Regions from separate parts of the Homo sapiens genome. Here region 2 is linked to region 1. A link is an interaction called in ENCODE POLR2A ChIA-PET data of the cell type or tissue named here. Cell type or tissue: A673. All regions are shown on one strand.

Region 1 (4,000 bases):
GCGCCCGGCCGAGTATGCCACTTTCTTACCGGCTTTCCTCTCAGCACCACTGTGGACACCAGTCCAGTCTGATCATCTGATACATATGAGATCTCATTTGATCACAAGAGGAGGTCTTGTCATCCTCATTATACACTTGAGGAAACTGAGGCCCAGAGGGTAAAGGGTTGTACTTTATTAAAGTTGACAAATGGACTAAGTGGGCCCTGAATGCAGGCTTTTGGGACTCATTCCCTTGCCTGGGATCTTCCTACTGGACCCTACTTCTGCATATAAAAAGTGACACCTAACCTCAGTCAACAATTAAATGCTGTACTAGAGCCATCCCAGGACATCCCAGCCTCCTCTGTGCCTGGCTGAACCCCTCAGGTTCTTCAGCTAGAACATGGGGAGGAAGAGATAAGGAAGGTAAGAGAGAAGAGAAAGGGAAGATAGAGAAAATTGGTGGCAATTCTGAGGTTGGACCCTGTGTTCAGGCTGCCACGAGGTGCCATTTTGTGAGGAGAGAATATGTCCTCTCAGGATACCGGCCTCCCCCACCGGTGTGTTGCCGTGTCAACTGATTGAGCCCAAAGGCTGGCTTGGAAATTTACCACCAACGGAGGCTTAATTAGCCCTTTAATTTCCTTCCAGCGGAAGTTTGCTCAGGTGGTTCCTAGCCCTGCTTTCTTGGGCTCCTCCCTCCTCTCACTTTCCTACAGCTCTAGCTCACCAGGAATCTGAGGCCCATTCTGGGTGTTGACACCAGGGGGAAGAGCAGCAGATTACTGAGGGCAAACAGTAAATTAAATGAACACGACTGTTTATACAGAACTTTACCAACACACTGTCACAACACTTATCTTACTTTATCCTCCCAACAATACCAAGAAAAGGATATTATTATGAAACCTGTTTTGCAGTTAACAGATCTGCAGCTCAGAAAGTCAAAGACAGCAACTGGTCCAAGGTCACATGCCAAGAAGTGGCAAAGCTAGAATTTGCTTGACCCCAAAATCCATACTCTTTCTGCTGCCCTTCACACTGTCTGTTCATTAAGTGCTTACAGTGTTTAATGAAATGACACATAAGTGCTGAAGGAACACTAAAATTAAGGGGGGAGGATGAGAATGAGGGTAATTTTAAGAGGCTTCTTGGAGGATGTGATAAGGACAGAAGTGGGTGCCAAAGTGCAGGGAATATTGTTAAAATATATTTTTGTCTTGTTCCCATAGGGATTTAAAGTGGCAGGAAAAGATCGACAGAGTGAGGGCCTGCACCGTTTTTTTCTTCCTCCTGGTTTGGTCCTGACTCTAGCCTAAGTTTTCCACCAGTTGTGCTGCTACAGATTATCTCCCAGCAGTTCATTTGATCACTCAAGAACAAACAGACAAAACCATGAAAAGAGTTTATATAGACTTTACATAAAAACCACTAGAAGATTTTATAGTCTGGTGGAAAGACAAGCACGTTGGCAATTCATATACACAGTTTCATTGGAGAGAGGATAGAAGAGAAGTTAGGAAGGCTGTGAAGTTTGACTTTCTGGCTCGGGTCTTTTACCAGCTGTATGGCTTCAGGCAAGGTGTTTAATCTCTGAATCTCATTACTTTATCTGTAAAATAAGTATGAAAATGGGACCTCGCTCAGAAAGTTGTAAGAATTAGCACAGTGCCTGGCACAGCCCGTCTAAACAAATGGCAGCCAGTCATTATTTCTGCCTGTGGGTATGGGAGGAAATGCGAGTCATACAGGAGGAAGCATTTGAGCTGAATTGGAATGGTAATTAGCGACTGCCTTGGCAGGGAAGGGGAAAAGGCTGATCCAGGCAGAGGGTGCAGCATGAGCAAAGCACTGAGACTTAGAGGAACACAATGTTTGGGGCCTATGGAGTTGTCCAGGTTGGTCAGAACCTGAGGAGAAAAGAATGGAGAGGGGTGGCAAGAGCTGAAGGCAGTGAAATTGTTAGGTTAGAAAACCAGGGATAAGTTTAGCATCCTAGCAGGCAGTATAACTTAGGGGTTAAACTCCCAGCTCTGACATTTGCTAACCTGGGCAAGTACTTAACCTCCCTGTGCCTCTCAGTTTATTTGTCTTACTCCAAAGAGCTGGTTATGAAGACTGATGAAGTAGTGCATGAAAAGTGCTTGTCACAGTGCTTGACACTTAGTAAGTACTCAATTCGTGTTAACAATTATTATTATTTGATTATAACAATTATTACTATTTATCCTGACTCCTTAGAGCTAGAAGGGGCCTTAAAAAAGTAATCTAGTCTAATATCCCTATTTAAAGAGGAGAATCCAAGGCGCAGGGTGCACAGTATTCATAAGCCCACAAAGCAAGTTAGTGGTAGGATTAAACCATACCCAGGCCTCCTGCCTCCCAGCCTTACAGCTGTGTGGCTCCCTTGCCATTCATTGTCAGGCTGCCTCTGACAGGCTCTTCCTCGCTCCTCAGATGTTTGTCCCCTGTCCCTTGTAAATAAATTTCAAGGCATTTGCTTTGTGGAGATGAGTGTTGATCCTATTTTTAGAACACTCTGCCACCTGTATGCAAATGATCCTCAGGGGACTCGTCTGCTATGGTGACTTGGGCCAACTCCTGAAAGAAAGCAGCTATGAGACCAGAGGGAAAACAGCCCAGGGTAGGATGGGGATCCTGGACTCCTGATTTCTCTATCTAGTTAAGTCTCTGAACTCCTCTTGCCTGCTCTGTATATGTTAACTCCTTGTGTCTCCATTTGGAAATGAGTTCAGAAATAGGTCCCTGGGGCCAGGCGCAGTGGCTTATGCCTGTAATTCTAGCACTCTGGGAGGCTGAGGCTGGCGGATCACTTGAGGTCGGGAGTTTGAGACCAGCCTGGCCAACATGGTAAAACCCTGTCTCTACTAAAAACATAAACATTAGCTGGGTAGCTGGGTGTGGTGACACATACCTGTAATCGCAGCTACTCAGGAGGCTCAGGCAGGAGAATCGCTTGAACCCGGGAGGCAGAGATTGCAGTGAGCCAAGATTGCGCCACTGCACTCCAGCCTGGGAGACAGAGGGAGACTCTGTCTAAGAAAAAAAAGAGTAAGTAAGAGTAAGTCCCTGGGCCAGGTGCCAAGCCAAGGTTTTGGCTTTGGAATGTCATGTCAGAGGGTGCTGTAGAACCCAGGGCTGTGGGCATTCACATCGGCTATGGTGTTGGCTCAGCTTCTGGAGAAATATTTATTGTTTTCAGGAAAATAGAAGTAATTGGGGGATTAGAGGGAGAAAAATCACCTTAATATACAACCCAATGATTCTGCCCTGCAAAACGGGAGAGAACTGGAACTCATGAGATGACAAGAAGGAGAGGGAGGGCAAGGCCTCAAACTTCGCTCATAAAGGTCAACGCCCCCTGGCCTTTGGCAGAAGCAGCAGTGACCTGATCCTCAGTGGCCTTACTATTTAGCACACACTAACTGAATGTCTTCCGGGTGATAGGCCCTATGTTGGACACACTAAACCCTTCAGTGGCTTTCTGTTCTCGTCAGGACGACATCCAAGCACCTTGACCTGGCATTCAAGACCTCCGTGATCTAGCTACAGCCTCACTTCCTACTTCCTCTCCTGTCTACTATTTTAAGTACTATGTTTCCAGGAATCTAAGATGCTATCAATTCTAAGATACATCCTTTTTTAAAGATATTAAAATGTGAAAAAGTGGACATCTGAGAATCTATGAAATATGGTATTTTACAAACCATTGAAAATGGAACTGCTTGCTTTCTCCCCAGATGCTGTGCTGTTTCAGGCTTCTCTATTTTTTTAAGCTATTTTATTATGGAAAATTTCAAACACACACTCGAGTAGGGAGAATAAGTAGTACATGAACTCTGTCCTCCAGCTACAACAGTGATCCACTCATGGTTGGTTCACATGCTTTTCCTATACTTCCTTCTCCCTGGACTGGTAATAATAATAAGAATAGCAACTGCCAGTGCTTACTAAGGATTTAGTTTTTTTCTTAAATGTATAAGTTAATATATGCTTA
Region 2 (4,000 bases), 360 kb before region 1:
CTTTTCTACCCATTTAGTTTTTTTTTTTTTTTTGAGACCAGTCTCACTCTGTCGCCCAGGCTGGAGTGCAGTGGCGTGATCTCGGCTCAGTGCAACCTCCACCTCCCAGATTCAAGCAATTCTCCTGCCTCAGCCTCCCGAGTAGCTGGGATTACAGGCACCCACCACCAAAGCCCAGCTAATTTTTGTGTTTACTAGAGACGGGGTTTCACCATGTTGGCCAGGCTGGTCTCACACGCCTGACCTCAGGTGATGCACCCGCCTTGGCCTTCCAAAGTGTTGGGATTACAGGCATCAGCCACTGCACCCGGCTGTGGTTTCTTTTCTTTTTTTTTTTTTTTTTTTTTTTTTGAGATGGAGTTTCACTCTTGTTGCCCAGGCTGAAGTGCAATGGCAGGATCTCGGCTCACTGCAACCTCTGCCTTCTGGGTTCAGGTGATTCTCCTGCCTCAGCCTCCCGAGTAGGTGGGACTACAAGCATGCACCACCATGCCTGGCTAATTTTGTATTTTTAGTAGAGACGGGGTTTTGCCATGTTGGCCAGGCTGGTCTCGAACTCCTGACCTCAAGTGATCTGCCTGCCTCGGCCTCCCAAAGTGTTGGGATTACAGGCGTGAGCCATCACGCCCAGCCCCGGCCGTGTTTTTCTTATACGTATGTTTCTTACACAACATACAGATGAATCTTCCTTATTCAGTCTCACAATCTCTGCCTTTTACTTGAAGGTATTTAGATCATTTATATTTGAGTCATTTTTTTTAATATGGCTGGATTTAAATTTACTATCTTGCTATTTATTATTTGTCCCATCTCTTGTTATCTTTTTCAGCCTTCTTTTATGATTCCATTTTATTATTTTTGTTGATTAGATATACCTACCCATTTTGATTTTTTTAGTGGTTGCTTTTGGGTTTATATTACGTATCTTTAACTTATCAATAAACTTTTAAGTAAAATTATACCACATCACATGTCATATACTTCCATATCCTCTTCCCTGGCCTTTTTGTTACCGTTCTACATTTTTGTCTCTACATATGGTATAAATTCCGCAATACATTACTATTTAATATATGTTATTTTATTTTAGAGACAGGGTCTCATTCCATTGCCCAAGCTGGAGTGGAATGGTGTGATCATAGTTCACTGCAACCTCCAATCACTGGGCTCAAGCAATCCTCCTGCCTCAGCCTAGAGAGTAGCTAGGAATACTGGTATGTGCCACCATACCCAGCTAATTTTTGTATTTTTTGTAAAGATGGTGTCTCATTTTGTTGCCTAGCTGTCCTTGAACTCCTGGCTTCAAGCAATCCTCCCACCTCAGCCCCTCAAAGTGCAGGGATTACAGGCATGAGCCACTGCACCCGGCCAAACATTTAATTTGAAACAGTTAATTGTCTTTTAAAAAGATGTTATGTTTACCTATAAATTTATCATTTCTGTCACTTTTCATTCCTTTGTGTAGATCCAGATTTCCAATATTTGGTATTCTCCTTGATGGACTTTACATTTCTTGTGGAACAGGTCTGTTGGTGATAAATTATATGTATCCGAGAAAACGCTTTGCCTCAGTGGCACGATCTCAGCTCACTGCAACCTCTGCCGCCCAGATTTCAAGCAATTCTCGTGCCTCGGCCTCCTGAGTAGCTGGGACTACAGGCGCCCACCACCGCGCCTGGCGGTTTTTGCTTTTTTTTTTCTTTTTGAGACCGGGTCTCACTCTGTAGTCCAAGTTGGAGTGCAGTGGTGCAATCTCGGCTCACTGCAACCTTTGCCTCAAGTGATTCTCCTGCCTTAGCCTCCCAAGTAGCTGGGACTAGAGGCGCGCGCCACCACACCCGGTTAATTTTTTTCTATTTTTAGTAGAGACCAGGTTTCACCACGTTGCCCTAGGTGGTCTCGAACTCCTGAGCTCAGATGATCCACCCGCCTTGGCATCCCAAACTACTGGGATTACAGGCGTGAGCCACAGCACCTGGCGTACTTTTGTACTTTTAGTAGAGATGGGGCTTTCACCATGTTAGCCAGTTTGGTCTCGAACTCTTGGCCTCAAGTGATCCGCCCATCTTGGCCTTCCAAAGTGCTGGGATTATGGGTGTGAGTCACTGCGCCCAGCCTGCCTTCATTTTTAAAACGTATTTTTACTGGGTATAAAATATAGGATGACAGTTTTTCTTTTCAGCATTTTAAAGATTTTGCTGCACTGTCTTGCAACTTGCATTGTTTTCATGAGAAATATGCTGTCACTTTTGTATTTGCAAAATACCTAAGTATATAAGGAAGATTTCTTCCCTCAAGCTGCTTTTAAGGTTCTCTTTATGTGAATTTTTATACAATTTGATTATGATCATAACATTTCTTAATGTAGTTTTTATCCTGTTTCTTGCAATTGGGGTTCATTGAGCTTCTTGGATCTGTAAGTTTATAATTTTCATTAAATTTGGAAATTTTTTAACCATTGTTTCTTCAAATATTTTTTAGGTCCACCACCTTTTCTCTCCTTTGGGTACTTCAATTACAGAATTTGGCTGCCTGACATTCCACAACTCGATGACGTGCTGTTTATTTAATTTTTCAGCCTTTTCTCTGTGTTTCATTTTGGATCATTTCTGTTGTTATGTTTTCATGATCACGAGTTTTTTCTTCAGCATTGTCTAAACTGCATTTAATTTCATCCAACATACTTTTCATCCCGTTGCCACCTACATTTCTTAAAGCTTGATTTGGGTCTTTTTTATATCTTCCATAGCTCTCCTTAATGTGCCCATTCTTTCATCCTTTTCAAGCTTTCTTTAAAGCTTATTAGGTAGGATCAGAGCAGTTTGAATCTGTACATAATTTGAGTCATTAGACATAATGTGGCCCATGTAGTACAAGAACCTTTGTCACTCTGGCTGGTAAGAATACAAACTATTCCTGGCCCTGTGAGAATTGTTCTACCCATTTCTTTGCAGTGCTTTCCTCGTATAGACACACTGACTAGTAAGTAATCAGCTAAGACTCCAGAAATCTTTCCAGATCTCCTGAATTTTTAAAACACTTCTGGCAATCGGTCCTGCAAATTCTAACCATCGTAGGCTCTCTATATTTCTCAACTCTGTCTCCTCAAGTCAGGGAGACCTCTAAGTCAGTTTGGGTTTCCCCTACCCGCTCTATGGCCTGAAAACTACAGGCAGTAAGATAGGGTAAGCAGAAGACTCACCTTCTCTGCCCATTATCTTTTGTTTTTATCATACTTTGTCTTGATATTTAGTTGTTTAAGGTGGACTGGTGTGATAGCATGCTTGCACAGCTATATCAAAGTACAAGCTGGATGGCTTAAATAACAGAAATGCATTGTCTTACATTTCTGGAGGCTAGAAGTCCAAAATCAAGCCCAAAATCAACATCAGCAGAGATAGTTCCGTCTGAGGGCTGTGAAAGAAGGATCTGTTTCCAGGCCTCTATCCTTGGCTTGTAGTTGGCCATCTTCTCCCTATGTCTCTTCACATCATCTTCCCTATATGTGTGTCTGTTTCCATATTTCCCCTTCTTATAAGGACACCAGTCATATTGGATTTCGACCTGCTCTAATGACTTCATTTAAACTTGATTACCTTTGTAAAGACCCTCTCTCCAAATAAAGTCATATTCTGAGGTACTGGGAGGTTACAACTTCAATATATGAACTTTAGAGGGACACAATTCAATCCATACAATCAATCCTTACTATTCCAACATGGGCAAAAGTGAAAGATAATAAATTATATTTGAACAGGGAGAACCGTACACCCCTGATAGATAGCCATAACTTTGGTCTTACTTCAATAGTCACTCTTGTAGCAGAGCAAGTCCCCTAGAGACACCCTGGAATCTATGCCTATGAAGTTTTTCCAAGAGATATTGGTTGCTGTCAGGAATAAGACTTCTAAGCCAGGACAGCTCCTACACCTGCCTGATGTGAATCTTGTCATTTGAGCAGTTATCTGGGGCTGGAGGAAGGCCCAAAAAGATGCTCCCA

The links. ChIA-PET counts read pairs that join two places held together with the same protein. Peaks named below come from ENCODE experiments on the same cell type or tissue, not always from the same donor. Only the 100,000 strongest peaks of a DNase experiment are listed, where the experiment ranks them.
Region 2: POLR2A ChIA-PET joins it to region 1 with 5 read pairs; 3 of 35 experiments call an interaction of 5 or more read pairs at or near these places.

Annotation. Positions count from the first base shown.
Region 1 is chr1:51,954,452-51,958,451 of GRCh38, reverse strand. All of the region lies in intron 2 of RAB3B (RAB3B, member RAS oncogene family), which reads left to right. Among named protein-coding and RNA genes, the nearest start is that of RAB3B, 34 kb to the left of the region's middle. In A673, a CTCF peak has its summit at 771 (motif pointing right); DNase peaks (open chromatin) are centred at 651, 1,741, 2,411 and 3,081; H3K27ac peaks cover 3,789 bases.
Region 2 is chr1:52,312,517-52,316,516 of GRCh38, reverse strand. The region is part of intron 13 of ZFYVE9 (zinc finger FYVE-type containing 9); the gene reads right to left. Among named protein-coding and RNA genes, the nearest start is that of CC2D1B, 52 kb to the left of the region's middle. In A673, no CTCF peak of the experiment used is centred here; no DNase peak of the experiment used is centred here.